Linked DNA regions of Homo sapiens: region 1 is linked to region 2. Evidence: read pairs that join two places in POLR2A ChIA-PET (ENCODE). Cell type or tissue: Panc1. All regions are shown on one strand. Each heading gives the region's core, and the rest is flanking DNA. Links, peaks and the distances in the headings are about the cores only.

Region 1 (5,077 bases), core at 608-4,607, 51 kb before region 2:
CTTGTTTGCATGCGTGTGACAACGATTCCTTCAAAGGATGTTGGGAATCCAATCTAACAGGGATCTTATATACACAGCAACACGTAACAAAGGGATTTACTGTCAAAACGTTTATTGCAAAATGGAGTCTTAGAACAAAGGAAAGCAAAGAAAAGTTCACATCAAAATGAAATGTATGACACCAACTTGGATTTCTGAATACACTGTGGACTTTGTGCTGGAATATCAAATTCCAACTATAAAATCAGTAACTGAAATAGTCTTACCACACAAGAGTAAAATTTAATCTTCCATACAAACATTATACAAGATATTTGGCATAGGACTTGCTCAGAATAACATTGCAATAGAATAATTGAGAAAAAGTTTTTGTTAAAAAAACAATAAAGTGATAATGCCATCTATTCAAAGCTCACACTCAAAGAATATAAATATTTTCTATTATTTAGTACAAAAATTTTAAGAGTGCAAAAGCAATATGTGCAGTGTATCATATCTGACATTAAAAGATATACTATTCTGCACACAATATAAAATAATTAATGTAGGTGCTTGGAACTCTAGTTTTGAAGTAAATAATCACATGCCAGAAAGCTCCTCACAGGCAACAGAGTGCAAACAAAGGTGGAGTCTGAGAAAACACGGCTAGTCTTCTAGATTTCCTGATGGATACTCATTTTTCATCATAGAAATGCTGTATCTAGAGCTGTCAGGCTATGCTACAATCGAGAGGAGAGAATAGATTTTTATGTCTGGCGATGCTTAACACTTAAACAGGAAAACAGTCTTACTCAAAAGCAGCAAAAGGTGCCTGATTATAGAAAATTTATGCTCTGTTATATATGTGGTATGATGAAACTCTGCTACTTTCAAAAGGCTGCAATAAGTCTAGTACAATAATTTTTTAAAGTATTAATATTTAACTCAGAATAAGTTTTAAAACTGTCTTTCATAAAACTCTTACCATTCCAATGAAAACTCTGAAAAATAAAGTTGTACGCACAGTAATTCTGGGAGGTCATTCTGGATCACTCCTAAACCCTCCCCCGACCCCTAATTCCTTGATTTTTAATGGGGATCAAGTTTGACTACCTTAGCTGGTGTTTAAAAGTCTAACAAATTCACTGCACGTTAAAAATCACTGGTTAAAAACCCACCCTCAACATTTCCAGAGCACCAAAAACAGTGAGCTGTAGGCTTTCAACGTCTTTTCACTGGTTATGTAAAATAGTAAAATGTAATTTTGCTTTCAAAAATGAGTAGAAAAAGGAGGCTTTAAATTAACCTATAGAACTGTAGCTATCTCAATGAGTTTTTTTTCTTTTTTTTTTTTAATTGTGGAATCAGTGTAATGGGAAAGTGACCTGCCCTGGTGCATTTGGCTGTTTCATCAAGTTGCCACCAGCATTTCTAAGGAGAAAGAAACCATTTTTAGGGAAATGGTGATTTAAGATAAAGCCACGAAACTCACAAAATTCAGGTCGTATGCTGCCGTAATTCTAAAAATACATTTTGTTTTGACTTGGGTAATTTTGTTCAGGAGAAAAATAATTAGAGACGAAACTCTAAAGCTTCTGGATTTGATAAGTTTGTCAGTGGGGAAGGGACAATGCTACCGGGTTGTTTTTTTTTGTTTTTTTTTTTTTTTGAGATGAAGTCTCACTCTGTCATCCAGGCTGGAGTGTAGTGGTGCAATCTCAGCTCACTGCAACCTCTGCCTCCCGGGTTCAAGTGATTCTCCTGCCTCAGCCTCCCTAGTAGCTGGGGTTACTGGCATGTGACACCACACCCAGCCAATTTTTGTATTTTTAGTAGCAACAGGGTTTCACCATGTTGGCCAGGCTGGTCTCGAACCCCTGACATCAGGTGATCCGCCCACCTTGGCCTCCCAAAGTGCTGGGATTACAGGCGTGAGCCACCGTGCCCTGCCCCTTTTGGATGGAAGACTTTACTGAGCACACTGTCCCTGGCATTCATAATGTTACTATTCCTGGCACTGGGCAGCAAATGCCACCCCAGTTGCTGTGACAACCAAAAATGTGCCCTAGCCCCAACACTCTCAAACACCATTCGGTGACAGCACCGCCCCAGTTGAGAATGACTAGGGAGGGTCTCATCAAATTCTACAAGATAACTTTATGAATTAAGAAAAAAAGATGAAAGGTGAGACATTTTCAGTTGCATGTCTCTGATAATTATTCCCACAACTGAGAGATTCAATTATCATTTTGAATGTTTACATTTCTCACTGTTTCTTTTAACCTCTAAATGTACATTTTTGTAAATCAAGTAGTTGGAACTAAATCCAACACTGATAATTGCCATTTCAAACACTGATCTGAAAAGTGAATTAGAAGCTGTACAATATCATCATTAGAAATTCTGCATATGGCTAATAAATATTCCTTTTAAAATTAATAGAGTCTAAAGTCTTCCAAATGATCTTTACAGATAGAGTGGGACACTATAGAATTCTGATTATATGATTTAGATTTTAGGGATGTTTTAACATTTTCAAACCACTAGAAGGACATTGGGAACAGAAAGTAATAGAGCCAACGTCACGTGGTAATGATCAATAGTCCAGTTCTACGAGGAGAACAATTTTAAGCTCTTCACTGAGGCCAATTCTGCTGTATTCTAATTCCTTTTAGGTTCTTGGTGGTAGAGTAATGAGCTATGACCATCTCTGGAATACTGGTGAGGAAAATGGCAGCAGTAAAGAAATGAGGAAAATATTACCTAATTAATGATAAAGTTAGGTCCAGTACAGAGTCCTGTTATTTTTCTCTTTGGCCCTATTTGGCTGCTTTTATTAATGCATCAGAACTTTATGTATAATCATATGGATTTATACATAAATTAAGAAAAAATGTCCATTTCATTCAGTTCATATGTTCTAAACGTATTGCTGATCATTCTTAAATGAGACTCCAGGTTTACATTCTTACATAAAGTGCAGGGATCCCGAAGTTAGCCCCAAAGATCCCCTTGCCTTTTTCAGACTTGCTCAAATGTTACCTTATCAGTGGGGCCTTTCCTGACCACACTTTAAAAACCTCAACACCCACCCATGGGCCTTGTCCTCCTTCCCGGCTTCATTTTTTGGCATATACTTATCAAATGTGAACATATGATGCATTTGCTTTATTTATCATCGATCTTCACTCACTGGCATGTAAGCTCTGTGAGTGCAAAGATTTTCATCTAGCTATCTTCCAGAACAGTGTCTGGCACAGAGAAGGAGCTCTATGAATATGTGTTGAATGAATGACTATCTTTGCCTTGTAAACCCCATGCTATTGGCTCTCTCTTCAGGTGGCTGACCACTGCACCCCAGGGCATGCTGGAAAGACAGGAGTCCCAAGCCCTCCCTTCTGCTCTACTCCAAGCTTTTCTTCTTGGGTGCATTGACTCAAGTCAGGTAGTACTTCTCTATGTCTGAGCACAGACAGGCTGTGTTCATGTATTTGTACATATGTGTGAATAGACAGAGAAACTAGTAGCATGGGTATGTGGGGGAATCCATCTTTTAGGGAGAGATTTATCTACTGTTTTTGTGTTTAGTCTCACCTCAGACCAGGTTAAGCTGGCCAGGGCTCATAGTTTTCAAAGAGCAACAGAAAAAATCTGTTTAGCTTACATTCTAAGCATGTTCTCTTTATCTTTCCTGAAAGCTATCCACTTTTAATTTCATCTCATACTACAGAGAAAATATTATTTGAAACTGATAGCTTTCCAGAAGGTTACTGAAATCACTTATTTTTCAGTGTCTTCACTGGCACCATTCATAGTAGCTAACATTAGCCACTTTCCGTGGGCCTGGTGCTGTGTTAAAGTGCTTTACATATATTATTTCTTTTAATCCGCACAATGATCCTTTCAAGTAGGTACTGTTATTATTCCCACGCTGAAGATCAGCAAACAGACGCACAAAGATAAAACAATTTTCCCAAGGTTGTCAAGCAACTGAGCCCAGGATTCTGAGTGACAGTCAGACTCTGATCCCTTTCTTCATCACTATGCCACCTAGACTGCTGTACACCTCACACCCAGAACTTTCTACTAGTTATTTCTCCCCAAATGAAGCTGGCACAGCATACTGATCATTATGTGGTATTTTTCACCTCTCAAGGGGCATTAGAAACACGTCACGCTTCAAATTCCAAGAGGCTTTTAATGATCAAATATAGTTAGAAATACTGTTAGATCATATCTATGATGATGTCCTTTCTTTAAACTTCCATAAAAAGACCCACCAAAAATATTTTGGTTTAACAGTCAAATAATGACACTCCTTTCTAATTTAGTTTGAAAAAAGTCTTAGTTCTTTTGCCTCATATATATAATTAAAAGTGTTTTATAATTTAAACAAGCTTTGACAAACAGGTGATAACATTCTGAGAATATCCTTGGCTAGCCAGGTTTTCAGAGCAGTGCCTGTATCTACTTCTAAAACACCAACATTATTAAGCAGGGTTAAAACAAAAAACAACCCTGGTAGGCTAAACTTGATATGGAAAGGACCTGTGCTTTTGCCTAAGTGAGGATAACTTATCTTTACTATTTCTTTTATAATATTTAATTTCCTCTTTAAAATAGCTGAGCATATGCTTAGAATCCTGGATTATTATGCCCCTCTAAAAAACAAACCACCACACATACCCCACTTGCTGGAAAATACAGGAGAGGCATGAACTCACCCCCCTGGAAGCATCCCCTTAAGACCACCTCTTTCTCTTTGTATAAAGCACAAGCACAGCCTTAAATGACAGTGTGTTGTTAAGAGGCTTCCATGGCCAGCAGTGGTATGAAAGTTTGCAACATCTGCTGTTGGTTTCAAATCAGGGTATTTTTCCTTCAAATACATTACTGAGAACACTGCTCAGGCTTTACTTTGAGCAGCTGTGCTCTTTAGTACTAAAAATTCTCAGCACTTAGGTATTTCTGAAGAGCATTTTGTTATAACCTTCTTAGATCATCTCAGTATTGTTGTTGGATTTTGTACTATCAATTCTTTCTTTTTTTTGTTTTTTGAGACAGGATCTTGTTCTCTTGCCCAGGCTAGAGTGCAGTG
Region 2 (5,077 bases), core at 391-4,390:
ATCTAGTCAAACACCCATAAATTAATTCCAGCAAAACGCCTAAGAAATTCATCAATCAACCTCCAAAGCACATCAGAGAAAGTGCTAATATAGTAAACAGTAAAAACAACAATGGCAGCAGAACATCTTATTTAAACTTTTGAGATGATAAAACAGTAGAGAACTGGGAACTCTTTGGAATTTTTTTCTTGTTTTGGTTAAGAAGATCATTAATACTTTATAAACTTCATACATATGGCCCACTGTAAGGTTTAAAGAATAAAAGGTTTAATAGAATAAGCAAGAGAATGCCATAAAACCCTTGAAATAAGAAACACTGCTAACTTTTACAAACACAAAGTTCCTCACGTTTCAATCAAGTTTAGTCAGCCCTCATTATTCATAAGGACAAGTAGGCCAGTTTACAGACAAGCGGCAACCTACGAATGGCTCTTAGGCATGACACAGTTCTTAAGATAAATATGTTTACACTTGGAACAGTCATGTGGATATTATAAAGATGGCAACTGCAGTCCTGTAAAACTATACCTAAGAAAAGAATGAGTCAACTTATATTCAGATACTTCTAAAATCCCTCATATTTTAAGATGCTCTCTCCATTAATTTATTTGAACAACAAAATACTGTTTGGGGAAAAATATATAAGTCTGAGATGACCTCAATCAAAGCTAGTTTTTCAAAGCTTATAAAGGTCACCTATATGAATAAGACAAAAGAGAGGGAGGGAAGTAGGGAGGGGCAACAAAATTTAACACAGAGCAATTATTCCTGGAACTATGAACTCTCAATTCCAACTGCGGGATGTCACTGAAAACAAGTCTTCTAAAGATCACTTTGAAAAGCTGTCAGTTATGACTACAAATATAGCATATGGGACTAAAATATTCAACAATCCTAATGTTATGCCATTGGGTACTTGTAGCTTGAGATAAATATCCAGAGATAGTATAATACAGAGATTTCCCCAAAGCATGATATTTCAAACATCTTACACTACAGTGAAGACATTGTACTCCGAAAACCATGTTAACTTTAAAAAGTCATTCTAATGATGATGAAGACATGGAATACCATTTGACCCAGCAATCCCATTACTGGGTATATACCCAAAGGATTATAAATCATTCTACTATAAAGACACACACACACATATGTTTATTGTGGCACTATTCACAATAACAATGACTTGGAACCAACCCAAATGCCCATCAATGATAGACTGGATAAAGAAAATGTGGCACATATACAACATGGAATACTATGCAGCCATAAAAAAGGATGAGTTCATGTCCTTTGCAGGGACATGGATGAAACTGAAACCATCATTCTCAGCAAACTAACACAGGAACAGAAAACCAAACACCACATGTTCTCACTCATAAGTGCGAGTTGAACAATGAGAACACATGGACACAGGGAGGGGAACATCACACACCAGGGCCTGTCGGGGGCGTTTATTTAATGCTAGGGGAGGGAGAGCATTAGGAAAAATACCTAATGTAGATGACAGGTTGATGGGTGCAACAAACCACCATGGCACATGTATACCTATGTAACAAACCTGCACGTTCTGCACATGTATCCCAGAATTTAAAGTATAATAAAAAAGATACATGATTAAATAAAATAGTTTCATGACTTTGAAGTTGCAAGAAAGGCAATATTATTACCTTTATTTCATATAAAATGTCATCTTTAGGTACGTGGATAGCTAAACTAACATATTAACTATTTTAAATAAGCATTTAATTCTTTCATCCTTTTGGTTTTCCCATTGGAAATTGTGGACTCACTATATACACATATAGTTACATGCTTTTCAAACCACTTCTCTGTAGAAAGTAGTTTACTGGATTTTAGTATAAAGTATTTGTTTCATTTTTTTTGAAGTCATTAAGAACCACATTAAGCAAAAATTTCCTTTTCATTTATAAGATGATTCTTCCCTTTGAGTTTTACGGTGATAATAGCTGGCTTTGAAAAATGTAAACATAGTATCAGTATTGTTGAATTGTTGAAACAAATACCATTACCACGAAATCTCTTTGTAATAAAATGTCACCAAGACCAAGCTTCATTTAAATTATAACTAATAGAATAAATTTACGCAAATGTCTGAAATGTGTTATAACAAAATGTGACACTTGTCTCTAATTGACTAATAAAAAAAGACTAGCACAATATCAAAACATGCAAATTAGATGTATCTGTGCTTAAAATAAATCAAGATCAAGTTAAGGGAAATGAGATTGGGCACTTAAAAATTAGTATGTTTTCCTTGGCTGGGTTTAATGAGAATTTGGGCCTGCTGAGAAATCATGCAGAACTAGTCTCCTCTCTTAGACGAGTAATAGAGGCTAACGCAGAACAGGTAACTTAAGAGATCAGCCCCTGAGAACAAAGCAATTTCCAGGCATCTGGGATCCTAAATCACTTCTCACCAGAACCCTGGAACCCAGTCTGCCACCCTTTCTTTACTCTTAGATTACCAGATACTTTGGGTGTGGGTTCCTCTCCAATCTGGCTTGCTACAAAAGAGCTACATGGTCTGGTATCCAGCAACTCCTTCCTTCATCTCCCAGGAGCTCCCCCTGCCCTCACATATTTATGTTTTACACAGACACACACACACACACACACACACACACACACACACACACACAGAAATAAAAGAATGGGAGTAGTACAGAATGAAGAGGTTTCCAAAGATCAAAGAAAAGATGATCCAGGCTGGGCGCGGTGGCTCACACCTGTAATCCCAGCCCTTTGGGAGGCTGAGGCAGGCGGATCATGAGGTCAAGAGACTATCCTGCCCAACATGGTGAAACCCCGTCTCTACTAAAAATACAAAAATTAGCTGGGCATGGTGGCGCACGCCTGTAGTCCCAGCTATTCAGGAGGCTGAGGCAAGAGAATTGCTTGAACTCAGGAGGTGGAGGTTGCAGTGAGCCTAGGTTGCACCACTGCACTCAGCCTGGCGACACAGCAAGACTCCGTCTCAAAAAAAAAAAAGAAAAGAAAAGAAAAGATGATCCATTATTGTATCTTTTCTTTCGGCTTTGGACTCTGAGTTTCTTGTCACCCCATTTCTTTGTAGATCTGGGAGAAAGATGTTCATTTCCCTTCCAAGGGAAATAAATTGGCAGCTACCTCTTAGTCTCTTCCCTGGCTCCCCTGATAAGCAGGTTTTATATGTCTGTGATAAAAAAGTTTCAGCAAACACACATGCACAAGTATACACACACATACACACCCAGAGATCATGTATTGTAGTCCCTTCATTCACATGAGAAAACTGAGACAGAGAGAGATCATCAGTGACCCATCTATGAAGCTCTGGCAGAATCAAGACAAGATCTCACATCTCACAATTCCCATTCCATTGCTCATTCCATTCCACCACTCTAATAAATCATTCTTTCAAGTTCTCAGCATGAATGACAACAGCTGCCTGCTGCAACAACCTTTTCTATTAAAAAAAAAAAAACTACCTCAAATTGAATGGATTCAAGCCATCCAAGCTTCCTCCTTCAGAGCCTCCACTATTTGATAAATATGATAAGGTTCACAGAGGGGTATCTGGCTGGGGCTGGGTGATCAAGGTCAGTTTTCCCACCTATCTTTGTTTCTCTCTTAACTGCCTCATACTAAGACTTATTTGTGCTCATTTCCAGTGGCAGAGTAAGTGTCGTCATCACTAATCCATGTGATTTCTTCACTCCCAAACTGGACTCAGTTGTCATATTTTCTACTACCCATGCACAGAGCATAGCTGTACAAGGTAGGCTGAAAGGCTCACATAAACAAGCACTTAGTTAATTAAAACTAACATCTCTAGGAACAAAGATAATCATATCAAATCAATACATTCAAAACATTAAAACTCACCTAACAGGTCTCTTTAATAATCAATCTCATAGGTCAATAAGAGAGCTATAAATATACAATCTACTACTGCCTCATAATCTGAAACTTGTGTTGTTTTAATTCTTTAGGTTTAATGTTAACTAAACAATGTAAAGCCAGTTGCTTACTTACTGGCTCTACAGGGAAAGAGATATAGATCCATAAAAAACTAATCAATTTAACTGAAGAATTTGGGTAGGTGCAAGTATGAGTAGAGAATGCTAAAGGGATGAATGAAATAAAGGATTGACTAGTCTGATACAAATACTGAATGGAAGAAAACTTCCTGGATTCTTTCTCCCTCTTTCAGATGAGATGACCTAGGGGAAATATGCTGGCTAAGAATGTTTGATATCTTCCTACTGAGAGTAAACTCTTGGAGAAAGAATTTCATATCACCACTCAAGTTCCCTTTTCTATCCTTCACCCTCACCTCAAGAAACTAGAAAACTTCATGAATAGCTCATTAGTTGGCCAAAAATATTTTCAAAAAGCATTAAACATCAAGAGTATATAATAAGAAACAGAGTTTCTAGTCTCTTGGGAGTGTCACACTTTCTTAGGGAGGAATAACATCAGCCACAAACGAGGATCAGAACACTGGATTCAGATTTAAAAAGTAAATATAACTAGTAAAAAGAAGTAGATACAATGGACACGGAAAAAAGGAGCCACATGGTATATGGGTCAGAGAAAGGTTTAACTTTAAATCAGAAATCTGACTTAAAATGTGAGGTATGGTTCCCCCTCAACCAACAATATAACCCATTCTTGGGTATTCACATTTATAAGAAATATAGACTCAAGATAAAAGTTGCTACATGCCCCATTTCAGTCACAAATCTAAAGACAGTGAATTGGGGATAAAAGTCCCTCCACTTAATAACTTAGGTTAAAATGCTACTAAGAGTAAAAGCATGTTAAACTACCTGCCGCCAGAAGATGGTATAACAGTAACCATGTCTCTCTGAGTTTAAGAACCAGTCAGCTCACAGCCTTCCAGAACCTAGCTTGCATAGAAGAGGAGCTTCTGTGGAGAATCAGCCTGAGAAATTTATACCGCTTTGGTTCTACCACTAGCTAGGTGACCATGGAAAAGTTGCTTAAGTTAGAGATGTAGTTTCTTACTAGTAAAATAGGAATTATTTTATCGATCTCATAGGATTACTCT

The links. ChIA-PET counts read pairs that join two places held together with the same protein. Peaks named below come from ENCODE experiments on the same cell type or tissue, not always from the same donor. Only the 100,000 strongest peaks of a DNase experiment are listed, where the experiment ranks them.
Region 1: POLR2A ChIA-PET joins it to region 2 with 5 read pairs; 5 of 35 experiments call an interaction of 5 or more read pairs at or near these places.

The regions. Positions count from the first base shown.
Region 1 is chr2:173,222,165-173,227,241 of GRCh38, reverse strand. The region is part of intron 11 of MAP3K20 (mitogen-activated protein kinase kinase kinase 20); the gene reads right to left. All of the region lies in intron 2 of MAP3K20-AS1 (MAP3K20 antisense RNA 1), which reads left to right. Among named protein-coding and RNA genes, the nearest start is that of MAP3K20-AS1, 57 kb to the left of the region's middle. RefSeq lists an enhancer at 5,021-5,077. In Panc1, for the core only: no CTCF peak of the experiment used is centred there; no DNase peak of the experiment used is centred there; H3K27ac peaks cover 1,415 bases.
Region 2 is chr2:173,170,741-173,175,817 of GRCh38, reverse strand. The region is part of intron 3 of MAP3K20 (mitogen-activated protein kinase kinase kinase 20); the gene reads right to left. Among named protein-coding and RNA genes, the nearest start is that of MAP3K20, 97 kb to the right of the region's middle. In Panc1, for the core only: no CTCF peak of the experiment used is centred there; no DNase peak of the experiment used is centred there; H3K27ac peaks cover 3,670 bases.